Regions from separate parts of the Homo sapiens genome. Here region 1 is linked to region 2. The links are chromatin contacts, found by Hi-C or POLR2A ChIA-PET in ENCODE. All regions are on one chromosome and are shown on one strand. Each heading gives the region's core, a stretch centred on a gene start or an enhancer-like site at or near the end of the contact. The rest is flanking DNA. Distances are from core to core; before and after follow the strand shown.

Region 1 (7,425 bases), core at 2,687-5,186, 34 kb after region 2:
CCTGGACTCACCTCCCCTGGCTGCCGCTCATCCTCATGGCCGCCCATTCTGTAGCCTTGACAGTGCAGGTCTCCCCCTCCGTGCCTGGTGTGTGTCAGCAGCCCATGAGGCAGGAGGCAGGGGACACGGCCAGTGAGTGGGAAGCTGGATTCCAGTCCCATCCCTGGGCCCTCCCGGGCCATGGCCACTAGGCTGGGCTGTGCATGTGTGCACCTTGCACAGTTTGTGTCTTGATTTTGTCTTTCCACGTTGTGAGTGTTTTTCTGTCCTTGGGGAGTCTCGTGAGTTCCATCACCCCGGCCTTTCTCAGGGGAGGTTGAAGTGCTCCACTAGAAACATTCTCACACGGAATTGAGGTTCTTGGGAAAAATAATCCAGATTAAATAAAAGTCTTTTAAAATGTGCAGAATTTTAGGAAGTACTTTTTCACTTAGGAAGCTCTCGGATTTCTTATAGTGGACTGGCTCTTAATCATTTTATTCAGTGTTACTCTGAGAACGTATTTACGGAACATAGCATGAGGCGTGTGAGTTGAAAGAATTTTCTGAGTGGTCAAACCTTAGACTTAAAAAAACTTTTTAATTTTAATTTTTGTGGGTACATAGTAGGTGTATCCCGGCTTCACGCCATTCTCCTGCCTCAGCCTCCCGAGTACCTGGGACTACAGGCGCGTGCCACCATGCCCCGCTAATTTTTTTGTATTTTTAATAGAGATGGGGTTTCACTGTGTTAGCCAGGATGGTCTCAATCTCCTGACCTCATGATCCGCCCGTCTCGGCTTCCCAAAGTGCTGGGATTACAGGCGTGAGCCACCATGCCCGGCTGATAATAACTTTCTAATGAAAACTTTTCCTGAAATGTAGCATGTGTTTCCTGTCTTCTGGACAGTAGACCTCACGTAGTTTTGCCTGTTCTTGCGGATGCGTTTTTATCAGTAATGTCCTGTATTGTACGTTCCAGTCATCACCGTCTGCAGAGCATATTGATGTGGACTGCAGTGGCTTGTTTCCAAAGGACAGCACAGCTGCCCCTCCATACTCAATGGGGAGGGATTCCAGGACCCCCCTTGGCTATCAAAATCCTCCGTAGCCCAAGTCCCCTTTATAAAAGGGTATAGTGTTTGCACGTAACCTGCGTACATTCTCCTTCATGCTCTAAATCATTTCTAGATTACTTATAAGACTAAATACAATGTGAATGCTATGGAAATAGTTGTTCTATATTTTTTGAAATTTTTATTATTTTTTATTGTTGTTTTTCCCAAATACTTTCAGTTTGTGTTTGGTTGAGTCAGTGGACGTGGCGCCCGTGGCTGTGGGGGCGGCTGTGCTTGTCGTTTTGACTGAGTACGTTTGTTTATTCAGCGCCTCCTGTTTGCCAGGCCCTGCCTCGGCTCTGCAGGTGCAGTGAATAGAACACACGTCTTCCCCACAGGAAAGGCTCTTCCACATTTGAGCCCCAGCACCTCATGAAGCTGGCGCAGCAGGGTGAAGCTGGGGTTGGAGGGACTCAAGTGGTCTCGGAGCCAGTGGGTGATGCCACAGAGACCCCAAAGCCCTCGGCCCCTGCCCTGCACTTTCCCCGGTTGGAGGGACTCACGCAGTCTGGGAGCCAGTGGGGTGATGCCACAGAGACCCCAAAGCCCTCGGCCCCTGCCCTGCACTTTCCCCTGAGCTGTGGGCCGGCTGTGACCAGGAAGTCTCCAGGGTGGTGGACATTCATGTGTCAAGTGAAACAGTCTCGGCACACTTGGGCATGCTCTTCTGTGTCTGTCGTGGTTTGTCACTCACATTCCTGGTTCCCCCATAGTACTGAGATGATGAGGAACGTGGAGCTGGCCCCGGAAGTGGATGTCGGCACCCTGGAGCCATTGCTTTCTCCACACGTGGTCTCTGAGCTGCTTGACACGTACATGTCCACGCTCACTGTGAGTAGGGCTGGCCTGCGTGCCACAGACCACCGTGCTGGTTATATGAGTAACTAGGGCTTGGCAGCAGGCAGGAGGCAGGGGGGAAATGCCTTAGCGTTGACTTCCTAGGATGCATTGCTCAGTTGCCCGGGCTCTGCTTCCAGGCCTTGACAGGTCAGTTTGCTAGAAGAGGAGAATGGCCCCTTCTCTGGGCCTGGATCTGAAGCTTGTCCTCTGCTGGAGACGTGAGCCTGTGCCCTACTCGGCAGGCTGGCCAGGGCCCAGAACGTCTGAACCGTGTGTGGCAGCACCTGCCAGGCTCTCGGCTCTGAGTCCCATGGTTGGGGGGGTCCGTCAAGGACCAAAGGGCGAGTCCATTTGCAGCCTGGTGACCACCAGGTGGTCTCAGAGTGAGAAGAGGAGGTCAGCAGGGTCTGCTTCTTAGACAAGGGTGCGTCCACCTAGCAAGGCAGCATTATGACCAGAAGCCGAGGTGTCCTCAGGAGCTGGGGAAGGAGCGCTGTCTTCTCTTGGGACGTGAGCTGCTGTGGTTGCTGAGTCTGGGCATGGGAACAGGCCTGACCGGACCTGGTCGGCCTCATTCTCTGTGCACCTGGGATTCAGCGGCCTTGTCCTCCAGCATGAGGTGCAGCCAAAAGGGCATCTAGTTTCTTCTCCCTCTTTATCTGTACCAAGGGTTCCAGTTAAACCCCTGCGGGCTGCTGTGGTCACTGCCTCCCATGGGGGTGGCTCCTGGGTCCCTGCTCTGGAGTCCTCATTTGAGAAAGAGGACGCTGGTGCCCTGTGTCTGGTTTGTGGAGCTTGTGCATGCAACTGACCAGGTAATTGGCATGACCCTCAGGCACCTGCTCTTCTCTCTTCTCTTCTCCATGATGCTGAACTTTCTTTAGTCAAACATCATCGCCTGGCTGCGGAAAGCGCTGGAGACAGACAAGAAAGACTGGGTCAAAGAGACAGAGCCAGAAGCCGACCAGGACGGGTACTACCAGACCACACTCCCTGCCATTGTCTTCCAGGTACCACCTGCAGGGGACTGGCACAGTTCCGTTTCCTAGGTGGATAGTGGGACCTGTAGGTTTTACAAAGTGACACAGATACCTGGGATCTTCATCCACAGAGTGTAGTAAAAATATTGAGAGCCCTGCCTGGTGCATCTAAGTCCTCTCCTCTCTCTGTCTCTTACTCTCTGGAGCTGCAGAAACCTGGGATGATACTTACCAAATAGTTTTGCCCAAGGTCACTTTACTTTTCTGACCTGGTCTTTATGGGTTTGGACTACAGCCTAATTGTATGTTATTTATGTGCGACTTTCAAATGTGAGTTTGTTTGGTCGATATCCAGGATTTGTCCTAAAAAATGGCACATGATTGAGTTTAAACAGGTGGATTTTGGGAGCGTCCATTATTTTTTTTGAGACGGAGTCTCACTCTGTTGCCCAGGCTGGAGTGCGGTAGCACAATCTTGGCTTACTGCAATCTCTACCTCCTGGGTCAAGGCGTCCATTAGCTTTTAAAGTTGCTTTCCTGTTCATTGGTTAAGGTTCTAAGTATTAGACCGACCTGCATTTTTACCACGGATTCACTTTCCAACGCCCAAGCCTCACTAGGTGTTAGAACCGGTGTGTTCTTACCACGGATTCACTTTCCAGTGTCCGACCGCCCTGTGTCCCGTTTTTCCTGCTCTTTTTTTCTTTTGGCACATCATGTGTTTTAATTTGAGTGGCATTGCTGAGGGATGGAGCCCCGTTGTGTTAGAATCCTCACTCAGGACTCTAGTTAGGCAGGAGTGAGGGCTGGCGGGTGACATTTCTCTCTGAATGATACCGTTAGTTATTGACAGGCTAGTCCAAACCCTTTCCTTTGTTTGGAAACAGATGCCGTGAGAAACTGTGAGGAGAGCTCTGTCCCCTTGCCCTTCCTCTGCCTGGGTCAGCTCCTGGCAGGGCCTGGCACACCCCAGGTCCAGATTCTTAGGAACTCTGCATCATGACAGTCATGGGGCCAGGGAGGGTGAGTCAGGTGCCTGAGGGGCGCCATCCCGGGTGGGGCCTCACTCCACACATTAAAACTCCAGTCACGTAGTGTGAGGACAGACATGGCCCCCGTGGGAGAAACCAGTTTGCCAGGAATTAAGAAATGAGTCACTTGGTACTTTCCCAGGTGAGAAAGTTGTTTTTTTTTTTTTTAAACTAACTTTGTTATTTTTCACGTGGTTTCATTTTTTTTTTCTCTGAATTTGGACTATCCTAAATGCCAGTTAGCAGATGGAGGTTTCATATAACAGCAAACCTGCACTCTTAGTATACTCCTGTAAGATTATACCAGAATTCATAAGTTCTCTGATTTTTAGATGTTTGAACAGAATCTTCAAGTTGCTGCTCAGATAAGTGAAGATTTGAAAACAAAGGTACTAGTTTTATGTCTTCAGCAGATGAATTCTTTCCTAAGCAGGTATGTCTTTCTGCCAGTGTGCTAATGTACACATTGAATGTTTTTAAAAATTAGAAGCAAAAATTTTTTGATCCTACTATGCCTGTTACTAAGAAGAAATTAAGCCGGTAGATTCCCCACGTGTCACTCCTGTGTTCTTCAAAAGCAAAGGGAGGGAGCGGAGCTTCTGGATCATCTTCCCCTTGAGTGGACCACACACCCCCTTGGGCTCCCAGAGCTGATGTGTTGTGACGTCCTTAGCGATGCGCCGGATGACACCAACTCTGTTGGAGTCAGGCTCCTCCTGTTGCCTGTTCTGAACTTCCTTGGGGTGGGGGTGGCGACTCCTGCCGCAGTGCCTACTTCGTAGTGGGGAGGGCGTCCTCGGCTGAGCCGGCCCTCCTCAGAAGGGCTCCAGGCAGCCATGACCTGGCACGCCACCCTCCCCATGAGTTGTTGATAATTTTCAAACCTATACAGATGTGGAAAAGAGTTTAAAAAACTGTGTTCACCCATCGTGCAGTCCAGAAGCCATCCCCTCCAAAGCCCCCTTGCCTAATCTGTTCTCCCCTGCCCATTCCACTCTCTCTGCTGAAGTACCTTCAGGCAAACCCCGGGCGCTGTGGCATGGTATTTGCGACCCTCTCTGAAGCCACTGCAGTGCCATCAAGTCAGAGACACATGCACGGTGACTCCGTGGGGTCATCCGATGCCAAGTCTGCGTTTGGGTTGTATCTCAAGTGTGTCTTTTGATAGTTGTGAATCAGATTGGACTGCATCGCATGAGGGCTTAGGGTTCCTAGGCCTCTGGTAAGCCGAATAGCCCCTTCCCTCCTTCAGCTGCTGGCTTGTAGATCTCTGTAGAGAGATGTCCCTCAGCCTCCTCCTCAGTCTACTGTCAGCTCCCGAGCCAGATGCTGGCTCTGCAGGCTTGGATCCCACTTATTGGTGAGTGTGCCTTCCACGATGTGGCACATCAGGAGACATGGCGTCCATAGGTCCTGTCCTGGTGGCTTAGGTACTACAGCCACGCCGCCCACTCAGAGTTCCCATTTGCCATCCATCGATAGGGGTAATGCCCAAGTCCCCACTGGCCGCCCATCCACAGGGGTCACAGCTGAGTCCCCACTGGCCCTCTTCCATAGAGGTCTTAGCCGAGTCCCCACTGGCCAAGTCTTAGCCAAGTTCCCATTGGCCCTCTATCCATAGAGGTCTTAGCCAAGTCCCCACTGGCCAAGTCTTAGCCAAGTCCCCATTGGCCTTCTATCCACAGAGGCATGGCCAAATCCCTATTGGCCATCTGTCCATGGGGATCTTGGCCTGAGTTTGTTTCTTTGGAGGTCATTGTCATTTATGAGGTTAGATTCTTCTATAAAGAGACCGTTCCTTGATCACCCTCAGCTTTTTGATGACCTGAACCACACTTTGGACAGAAATGCTAACTTCTTTCCCTTTAATTGCCAGCTTTCAGTGTGCTCCTTTCTTAACATCTCTTAAAAATAGAAACGGTATTTGTTGTATGATTCTTCCACTCCCATAGGTGCTTGAGCATCCCCACAGTAAGTTTAAAAATAGAGCGTGTCACTACCTCTGTTTGTTTTCTTGACATTTCAAGTGTCTGTTTTTAATTGGATGATTTCAGGGACAGTTTCTGAAAGGGACATTTTACCTGACATTTGATGAGGTTCCTAACACTATGAGTTTCTAGGTGAAGTGTATAGTAAATAAAATAAATAAAATAAGATAATGCTTTCCCAATTCCTCACAATCAACTATGTAGTATATTTTTACAATCAGAATGCTGAACCATATTTTTTTTCCTTTTTTCAGTTATTATTTTTTACCAACTCCTCAAAATTTTTATATTTTTTAATTGTTTTTAAGAAACAAGGTCGGTCAGGCACGGTGGCTTACGCCTGTAATCCCAGCACTTTGGGAGGCTGAGGCGGGTGGATCATGAGGTCAGGAGTTCGAGACCAGCCTGGCCAATGTGGTGAAACCCTGTCTCTACTAAAAATACAAAAATTAGCTGGGCATGGTGGGGCACACCTGTAGTCCCACCTGCTCAGGAGGCTGAGGCAGGAGAATCACTTGAACCCAGGAGGTGGAGGTTGCAGTGAGCCAAGGTCTCACCACTGCACTCCAGCCTGGGTGACAGAGCAAGACTCTATCTCAAAAAAAAAAAAAGAGACAAGGTCTGATTAGGTTACCCCGACGGGTAGCTCACTGCAGCGCAGCCAGCAGCCTTTAACTCCTGGGCTCAGGTGGTCTCCCTGCCTCAGCCTCCTAATGAGCCATATTTTAAAGCCTGAGGTGAAGTTATTTTTTGATCCATTTAAAGTAATCAACCTCTCTGTCCTTCCATTAGTCTGGATCGTCTAAAGATTGTTTTATTTTTAGAGGCTCATCCGGTCAGATGTTAGTGATGTGAAATTTCAGGCCAGGCGTGACGTCAGCGTGGCATTTGAAACAGCTCCATGTTGCCCTTAGTGCTGTCTGACCGAAGCCTGTCTGTCCTCAGATATAAAGATGAAGCGCAGCTGTATAAAGAAGAGCACCTGAGGAATCGGCAGCACCCTCACTGCTACGTTCAGTACATGATCGCCATCATCAACAACTGCCAGACCTTCAAGTGAGTGTGGCCGGGCGCTGTGGCGGGGGAGCGGTGGAGGCCGGCCTGCCCAGCCGCTGTGTTGAACCTGAACCCTTTCCTTGCAGGGAATCCATAGTCAGTTTAAAAAGAAAGTATTTAAAGAATGAAGTGGAAGAGGGTGTGTCTCCGAGCCAGCCCAGCATGGACGGGATTTTAGACGCCATCGCGAAGGAGGGCTGCAGCGGTTTGCTGGAGGAGGTCTTCCTGGACCTGGAGGTGGGCCTGGCTCTTTCCTCCTGCCGTTTTCTGGGCCGAAGCCCAGTGCTTCCTCACTGCCCTCTGGGACACAGGCTGTGAACTGTACCGTGCGGATGCCGTCTGGGGAGCCGGGCTGTGCACTTGCATTCCGGTCAGATCGCTTAAAGCGCCTCCGTTTTCGGTGACGCTGCTTCGTATGATGCAGGGTCCTTCTT
Region 2 (6,867 bases), core at 498-2,997:
AGCTCCGTGTGGCTCGAGTGTGCTTCACTCCTGGTTGCTTTCCTGGGCTCTGCCAGGCTTGAGGTCACCGCCATTCTTGTCACCTCACCACGAGCTGCAGTCCTGGCCTCTTGTTTTGCAAACTCCCCTCAAGTCTCACGTCTGCCAGGAAGTTTCATACAGTTTGCTTCATACTAGAGTTATCCAATAAAAGTCCCTGAAAGATTGTTGCCATTCAGAGTTGGTTGCCCCTTTTCACAGAAGACCCCTGCACAGGGCTTGCTCTCAACCTCCCTGTGGCGCTGACTGATGAGATAAGCCTGGCAGGTGTGGAGCTCCTTGACAGGCAATGACAGGCGGGGGCTGTGCTGGGACAGTTGCATCTGGGCTCTGAGGAGAGGCGACACCTGCCCGCGGTCCTGTGCAGAGGGTGGCTCCTGGGTTCTCTCGCACGTATCCGCAGAAGCCTGAAATAATTCACGGAAAGTTTCCACCATGACAGTATGATTGACCTTAAAACAGCAAAGCCCAGGCACCTACATGCAAGACCCTTCTGTAAAGCTAAAAACAAGCAAGATGAAACCATTGGTCCATCGTCATGCATGCACATGTACTAAAAACGATGTTTTTAAAGGCAAAGGATGATGAAGGCAAAATTTGAGTGACATCTAGAGGGATGCTGGGGGCGGGAGGATGGCACAGTGATAGGGTTTACATGACCTGGCGCGTGAGAGCCGTGGGCGTGGTTGTGCGTGTGACACGTGTGTTTTGGCTTCTCCCACCGCCACGCCCCTTGGCCCCTATGGTCTGCAGGAGATGATGCTATCCTGGGGAGGCTGCTCAGGGCCCAGGAGTGGGGCACAGGCACGCCCACCGAGTACTCGGCCTTCCTGACCCGCTGCTTCATCTGCCGTGTGCGCTGCCTGCTGGACAGCACCTCGGGCTTCCTGGTGAGTGCGTGGGTCCCTGGCAGGGGGCTCCCGACATCTGGGATGCATTCTACCCTGGTGTGGAAGGAAACAGAGGGCAAGAGGGGGTGGGGGCGTTAAACCACATGTCCCTGGTGGAGGGACGGGGGCCGGTGCTGAGCTCTGTGTACCCTGTGATGGTGTGGGGGTGTTAACCCATGTGTCTCTGGTGGGTGGGAGAGGGCTGGGCACTGAGCTCTGTGCACCCTGTGATGGTGTGGGGGTGTTAACCCATGTGTCTCTGGTGGGGGGGCGAGGGCCGGTGCTGAGCTCTGTGCACCCTGTGATGGTGTGGGGGCTTTAACCCACGTGTCTCTGGTGGGTGGGAGAGGGCTGGGCACTGAGCTCTGTGCACCCTGTGATGGTGTGGGGGTGTTAACCCATGTGTCCCTGGTGGGGGGGCGAGGGCCGGTGCTGAGCTCTGTGCACCCTGTGATGGTATGGGGGTGTTAACCCATGTGTCTCTGGTGGGTGGGAGAGGGCTGGGCACTGAGCTCTGTGCACCCGGCGATGGTGTGGGGCTGTGACGCCTCTGGGCATGCGTGATGAGTCAACCGTGAGGCCTGCTGTGGTGGACAAGCCAGGTCGATGAGAATGTAAAACTCTGCAGTAGGTTTATACTCTAGTTGTACCTTTATTTAAAACTTATTAAAATATTTTTTAAAATGTGCCCCACATCTGCCAAGGGCTGGCAAACTGGGAGAGCCTCTGGCTGTGGCTGGCGTGAGTGGCTGAGCCCATGGCATCTGCTGAGCTTTTTGGTTTCACCCTCTTCTCTTGCAAACAGATACTTGGGGTTTTCACTTCTGCTATTTGACCATTTCTTCTTCCAGCTCCTCATTGAATCAGAGAACTCCTCCCCATCGGACATGTCAGGGCAAAGGCCTCCCACCCTGTCCCAGAGCCCTGCCCACCTTGCAGACCCTCCAGGCACTGTGGTCCCCCTGGCCACAGCACAGTCAGCCCTGGGTCATGGCCCCTCAGAGCCCCAGTGGTGGCCCTTGCTGTCTCCTGGCTGCAATTCAATGCCACAAGGCCCTCAGACCCCAGCACCCCACAAGGCCCTCTGACTCCAGCACTGTAGCTGGGCAGGCCCCCTGGGCTCAGCTTTCCACCCATTTGTGGACCCATGACCTCCTGGGGACCTTGGGTGCAGACGGTCCCCATGGCAGAGGTACCTGTGGGTCTGCCTGTTTCTGTGTCTTTCCCACCCACTGGGTGCCTGGTGGAAGGACCAGCTCTCCACAGGCCCCAGATCTGTTGCCACGCACACGCCCCAGGGCACATCTTTCATTTAGGTAGCTAGGGACAATAAAGTTTTATTTATTTATTTATTTATTTTTGATGGAGTCTCGCTCTGTCACCCAGGCTGGAGTGCCTGGTGCAATCTCGGCTCACTGCAAGCTCCGCCTCCTGGGTTCACGCCATTCTCCTGCCTCAGCCTCCTGAGTAGCTGGGACTACAGGCGCCTGCCACCACGCCCGGCTAATTTTTTTGTATTTTTAGTAGAGACAGTGTTTCACTGTTGGTATTTTGTTCTAAATTTTGAGGAAATTAAGATACTTACTTTTATTGGCTAAGGAATGTTGTTCGTTTTTTAAAATTGTATAACCAATTCCTGGTTAATTAAAAACTCTTATTTCTAGGTGACCCAAAATTGGAAGGATTTTACTGTGCAGCCACTGGAATATAGTTTAAAATGGAATTGTCAAACAAAGAACTGAATGGAGGAAACAAGCCAGAGAAATTAGATTGATGCTAAAATATTGCAATAAGGTTTACACAAATACGTGTCTGATTCTGTTTTCCCATTAAAATCCATTCATCCACAGCACCATAAAGGGCTCCTGTATTGACACAGAATACACCAAGACCCTGCAGGACCTCACGGCTCTTCCCGGCTTTCACCCTGAGTGGTGCAGTCTTGGCAATGCGGGTGTCATGGAAGCTCCCTCATGCCACCCACAGGGCCAACTGAAAATGGTAGTTTTTGAGATTCGGCTGAAATTAACTTGGGAGCTTGAAATCAGCTGTGTTGGGAATATTTATACTAAAAAAATTGGCAAACACTGCATATCTGGGAATTTTTCCCCCTGGAGAGCTAGATGTTAAACATTTCCCAGCACACCGCTGCCTTGAATCCCCACCAATTATGTGACTGCTACACAGCAGGTGTTTATTATTTGTTTAATATATCCATGGACAGATGGAAAGATGGATGAATGGATGAATGGATGGTTGGATAGATGGGAAGATGGATGGATGGATGGATGGATGAGTGGATGGATGAGTGGATGGATGGATGAGAAGATGATGGATGGTTGGATAGGAAGATGATGGATGGATGGATGGGAAGATGGATGGGTGGATGGATGGATGGACAGATGGAAAGATGGATGAATGGATGGATGGATGGTTGGATAGATGGGAAGATGGATGGACAGATGGAAAGATGGGTGAATGGATGGATGGATGGTTGGATAGATGGGAAGATGGATGGATGGATGGATGAGTGAATGGATGAATGGGAAGATGACGGATGGATAGATGGACAGATGGATGGATGAATGGGAAGATGGATGGGTAGGTGCATAGATGGACAAATGGAAAGATGGATGGATGGACGGATGGGTGGATGGATGGATGGATAGATAGAAAGATGGATGGGTGGATGGGTGGACGGATGGATGGATAGATGGATGGGTGGATGGATGGCTAGATGGACAGATAGATGGGTGGATGGATGGATGGATGGGAAGATGATGGATGCATGGACAGATGGATGAATGGATAGGAAGATGGATGGATGGATGGATAGATGGGAATATGATGGATGGGTGGAAACATGGATAGATGGATGGATGGGTGGATGGATGGATGGATGGGTGGGTGGGTGGCTGGGTAGATGAATGTATGGGAAGATGGATGGATGGAAACATGGCTGGATGGATGGGAAGATGATGGATGGAAACATGGATGGATGGATGGATGGGTGGATGTGAAGATGGATGGGTGGGTGGATGGATGGATGGGAAGATGATGGATGGATGGGTGGGTGGATGGATGGGTGGATGGATGGATGGATGGAAAGATAGATTGGTGGATGGATGGATGGATAGAAAGATAGATGGATGAAATAAGGATAGAGGGTGGAGCCACATTGTGGGGTGATTCTTCCATACAAGGCAGGAGTACCCCTGAAGGCCCTTGGTAAACAACTAAATTATACATCAGCCTTCCCTTTGTAGAGAGATATTTTATTTTCTTATATAACAAACTCCTAGCTTACTTGCTGGCTTTTAAAGTCTCACTGTACACCCTAGATAAATAAAATCAAGTCGTGCCTAAATTTCATAATTACAAATGAAGAATTGATAATTTGGAAATGGAGTGTTAAAGCTGAAACAATCCTTGGAGATCATCCACTCCTGCGAATTCTTGCCAGGGGTTTGCCGCTGGCCCGGCTGTGGGCAGGTGGCAGGTCCCACAGGCGCAGTTCGTGCCACCTGCGCATGGGGTGGCACACATGAACAGGCACACACGCGGGAATGAACCTGTCAAAGGCCGTCGCCGCGGCTCCAGAGAAACTGGGAGTGGGGGATGGTTTCAGGATGATTCAAGCACATCGAATCACTCTGCAGGCCCGGGGGTCACAGGCTTGGCAGCTGCGGCTCTGCTGTCCCGAGCCACTCATGGTGAGCTGCCTCCCTACGAATTCCAGCCGCTGTCGCGCCCTTGAGTTCTGTGTCCTGTGACCACCTTGCCAGGCCACTTGGTGAACACGCCTTCCTCTCTGTCTTTAAAACACCAGACGATGCAGTTTCAAGGAAAACTAAAATTCCTGTTTGGACAGAAGAAGAAGGCGCCGTCAGGAGCCATGCTCCCGCCGCGGCTGTCGCTGTTCTGCATTGCGGCACCCGTTCTCCTCCCCTCCGCAGCGGAGATGAAAATGAGGAGCGCGCTCCTGAGGGCAAAACCCAGAGCAGACACCGCAGCCACCGCGGATGCAAAGTGAGTAAGACTCGCCCTTCACAGCCACATGGTGCCTGCTGGCGGCCCCCACAAAACACCTCCACACTCAGTGTTTTCTGTGTCTTCTTTCTTCATTTCCAGCCAGTAATAAGTCAGTTTCGTGTCGTAAAAGTCATTACACAACATAGGCAGCAGCGATTAGATGAAACAATGTTTTTCAAACTCGTATTTGCAAACTGGCACCAAACGTTGCCTGTATCGATTCATTCCTAAATCATCCTGTTACAGAACCAGTTTCAGAATAAGTGTCCTGACCCCGTGTCCTCAAGAAAATGCGGAGCTGGCTGTGGCCCCTGCCTTTCTCCATCTCTTGGCTGCCCGCCCTTCACACCGTCTGTCTATGGACAAGTGGAGGTAGTTCCCGGCTGCAGGACATGCCGGAGAGATGCGTCCCTGGTGGGCAGATGGAGGGTGAACGGCACAGCTGCCCCTCCAGCTGGTCCTCGTCCCTGGCCAACCCAGGCCTACCCACAGCTCCCTCAGCCTTTCAGAAGTAGAAAACACCCTGTTGGTCCCCGAGCTTGTTGGTACTAGGGACCAGTTTGGTGGAAGACAATTTTTCCACAGACTGGGAGTGGGGGGATGGTTTCAGGATGATTCAAGCACATTACGTTTACTCACTATGCATTTCATTTCTGTTTTATTACATTGTAATATATAATGAAATAATTATACAACTTGGCATAATGTAGAACCAGTGGTAGCTCTGAGCTTGTTTTCCTGTAACTAGGCGGCCCCATGGCGGGGGTGGGGGTGATGGGAGACAGTGACAGATCATCAGGCATTAGATTCTCATGAGCTCGAACCTAGGGCTCTCCCTCACATGCACAGTTCACAACAGGGTTCACAGTCCTGTGAGAATCATGCCCCAGCTGAGCTGACAGGCAGTGGAGCTCTGGCGGTCACGCGAGCAGTGGGGAGTGGCTGTAAATATAGATGAAGCTTCACTCGCTTGCGCAGGGCCCACCTCCTGCCATGCAGCTTGGCTCCTAGAGGCCATGGACGGGTACCAATCTGTGGCTGGGGGCTGGGGACCCCTGCCCTTGGGGATTCGTGTCTATAGTTTCCTAGAATGTGTTAAGTCTGCCTTGCGTGCTGGGAGAGATGCAAATGCTGTGCCTATAGAAACTGTGTTCCACCTGCTGGGAACACACCAGTGAGGTAGGGCCGGGGCTGCCAGGATGCCAGAGATCCAACTTCCTCTCAGAGAATCGTGCAGGAGTGAGGTAGGGCTGGGCCGCCAGGATGCCAGAGATCCAACTTCCTCTCAGAGAATCTTGCAGGAGTGAGGTAGGGCCGGGGCCGCCAGGATGCCGGAGATCCAACTTCCTCTCAGAGAATCGTGCAGGACCCCTTCCCCGGCCACCTGGGCGAGTTGCCGCTCCTGCCACTTCCTCCTGGGACAGCCTGATGGGGCGGGGCTGAGCGCAGGGCAGAGGGGTGGTCTGGGCCGGCCCTGCCCCTGCCCCCTGGCCCTCAGCCCCCGGGTCCTTGGCTGTCGGTGAGGTGCTCCTGCTCTGTGACTCCGAGACCCACCCGACTTGTCCTCGGCCCCTCGGCGCTGCAGGCCCAGGCCCTGGTAACCAAGTGCAGCTCAGCCTTGCCGCGCGATCCTGCAGCCGCCACTGGGCAGCCCGCTTTGTTCGTGGCCTCCCCACTCTGTGGGTAGCAAATACTGAGTGGGAAAGGAATCTTAGCAGGCGTCGAATTCAGCTCCCCAGCCAGCCCAGTGGGAATCTCTGGCATAGCGCCCAGGAGTGATTGGCTGAGGCTGCACAAACCCCACACGGAAAACATTGCTGGGTTCAGACAGAACCTTGAGAGCAGATTCTTCGTGGTGTGACTCGAATCTCACTGCCTGGGGTTGCCACGGCCCTGTGTTGGCTGA

Evidence for each region. Hi-C counts contacts between places; a loop is a spot of excess contacts on that map. ChIA-PET counts read pairs that join two places held with the same protein, here RNA polymerase II (POLR2A). Pooled maps may share reads with other maps.
Region 1: a loop to region 2 is called in a pooled map, with 2.2 times the contacts of the local background. The contact joins two enhancer-like sites. A Hi-C loop is called at or near these places in 1 of 168 maps with a recorded cell type or tissue (B cell), 1 of 37 single-sample maps with no recorded cell type and 3 of 50 pooled maps. POLR2A ChIA-PET finds 5 or more read pairs at or near these places in 6 of 52 experiments (A673, BJ, GM12878 and 3 more).

What each region holds. Positions count from the first base shown.
Region 1 is chr5:455,080-462,504 of GRCh38, forward strand. EXOC3 (exocyst complex component 3) reads left to right here. Exons shown (of 13, transcript NM_007277.5): 5 at 1,810-1,927; 6 at 2,821-2,946; 7 at 4,280-4,380; 8 at 6,881-6,991; 9 at 7,078-7,228. Among named protein-coding and RNA genes, the nearest start is that of SLC9A3-OT1, 14 kb to the right of the region's middle. RefSeq lists enhancers at 3,221-3,390, 3,448-4,647, 4,026-4,125, 4,146-4,255. Within about 2 kb of position 3,937, at least 8 of the 41 ENCODE cell types and tissues checked have a DNase peak (open chromatin) inside an H3K27ac peak, as active enhancers do; they include GM12878, where a contact is called at or near this core.
Region 2 is chr5:423,049-429,915 of GRCh38, forward strand. AHRR (aryl hydrocarbon receptor repressor) reads left to right here. Exons shown (of 11, transcript NM_001377236.1): 7 at 793-929; 8 at 4,759-4,958. It overlaps PDCD6-AHRR (PDCD6-AHRR readthrough (NMD candidate)), which reads left to right. Exons shown (of 13, transcript NR_165163.2): 9 at 793-929; 10 at 4,759-4,958. Among named protein-coding and RNA genes, the nearest start is that of EXOC3-AS1, 17 kb to the right of the region's middle. RefSeq lists an enhancer at 1,643-2,262. Within about 2 kb of position 1,748, at least 2 of the 41 ENCODE cell types and tissues checked have a DNase peak (open chromatin) inside an H3K27ac peak, as active enhancers do; they include GM12878, where a contact is called at or near this core.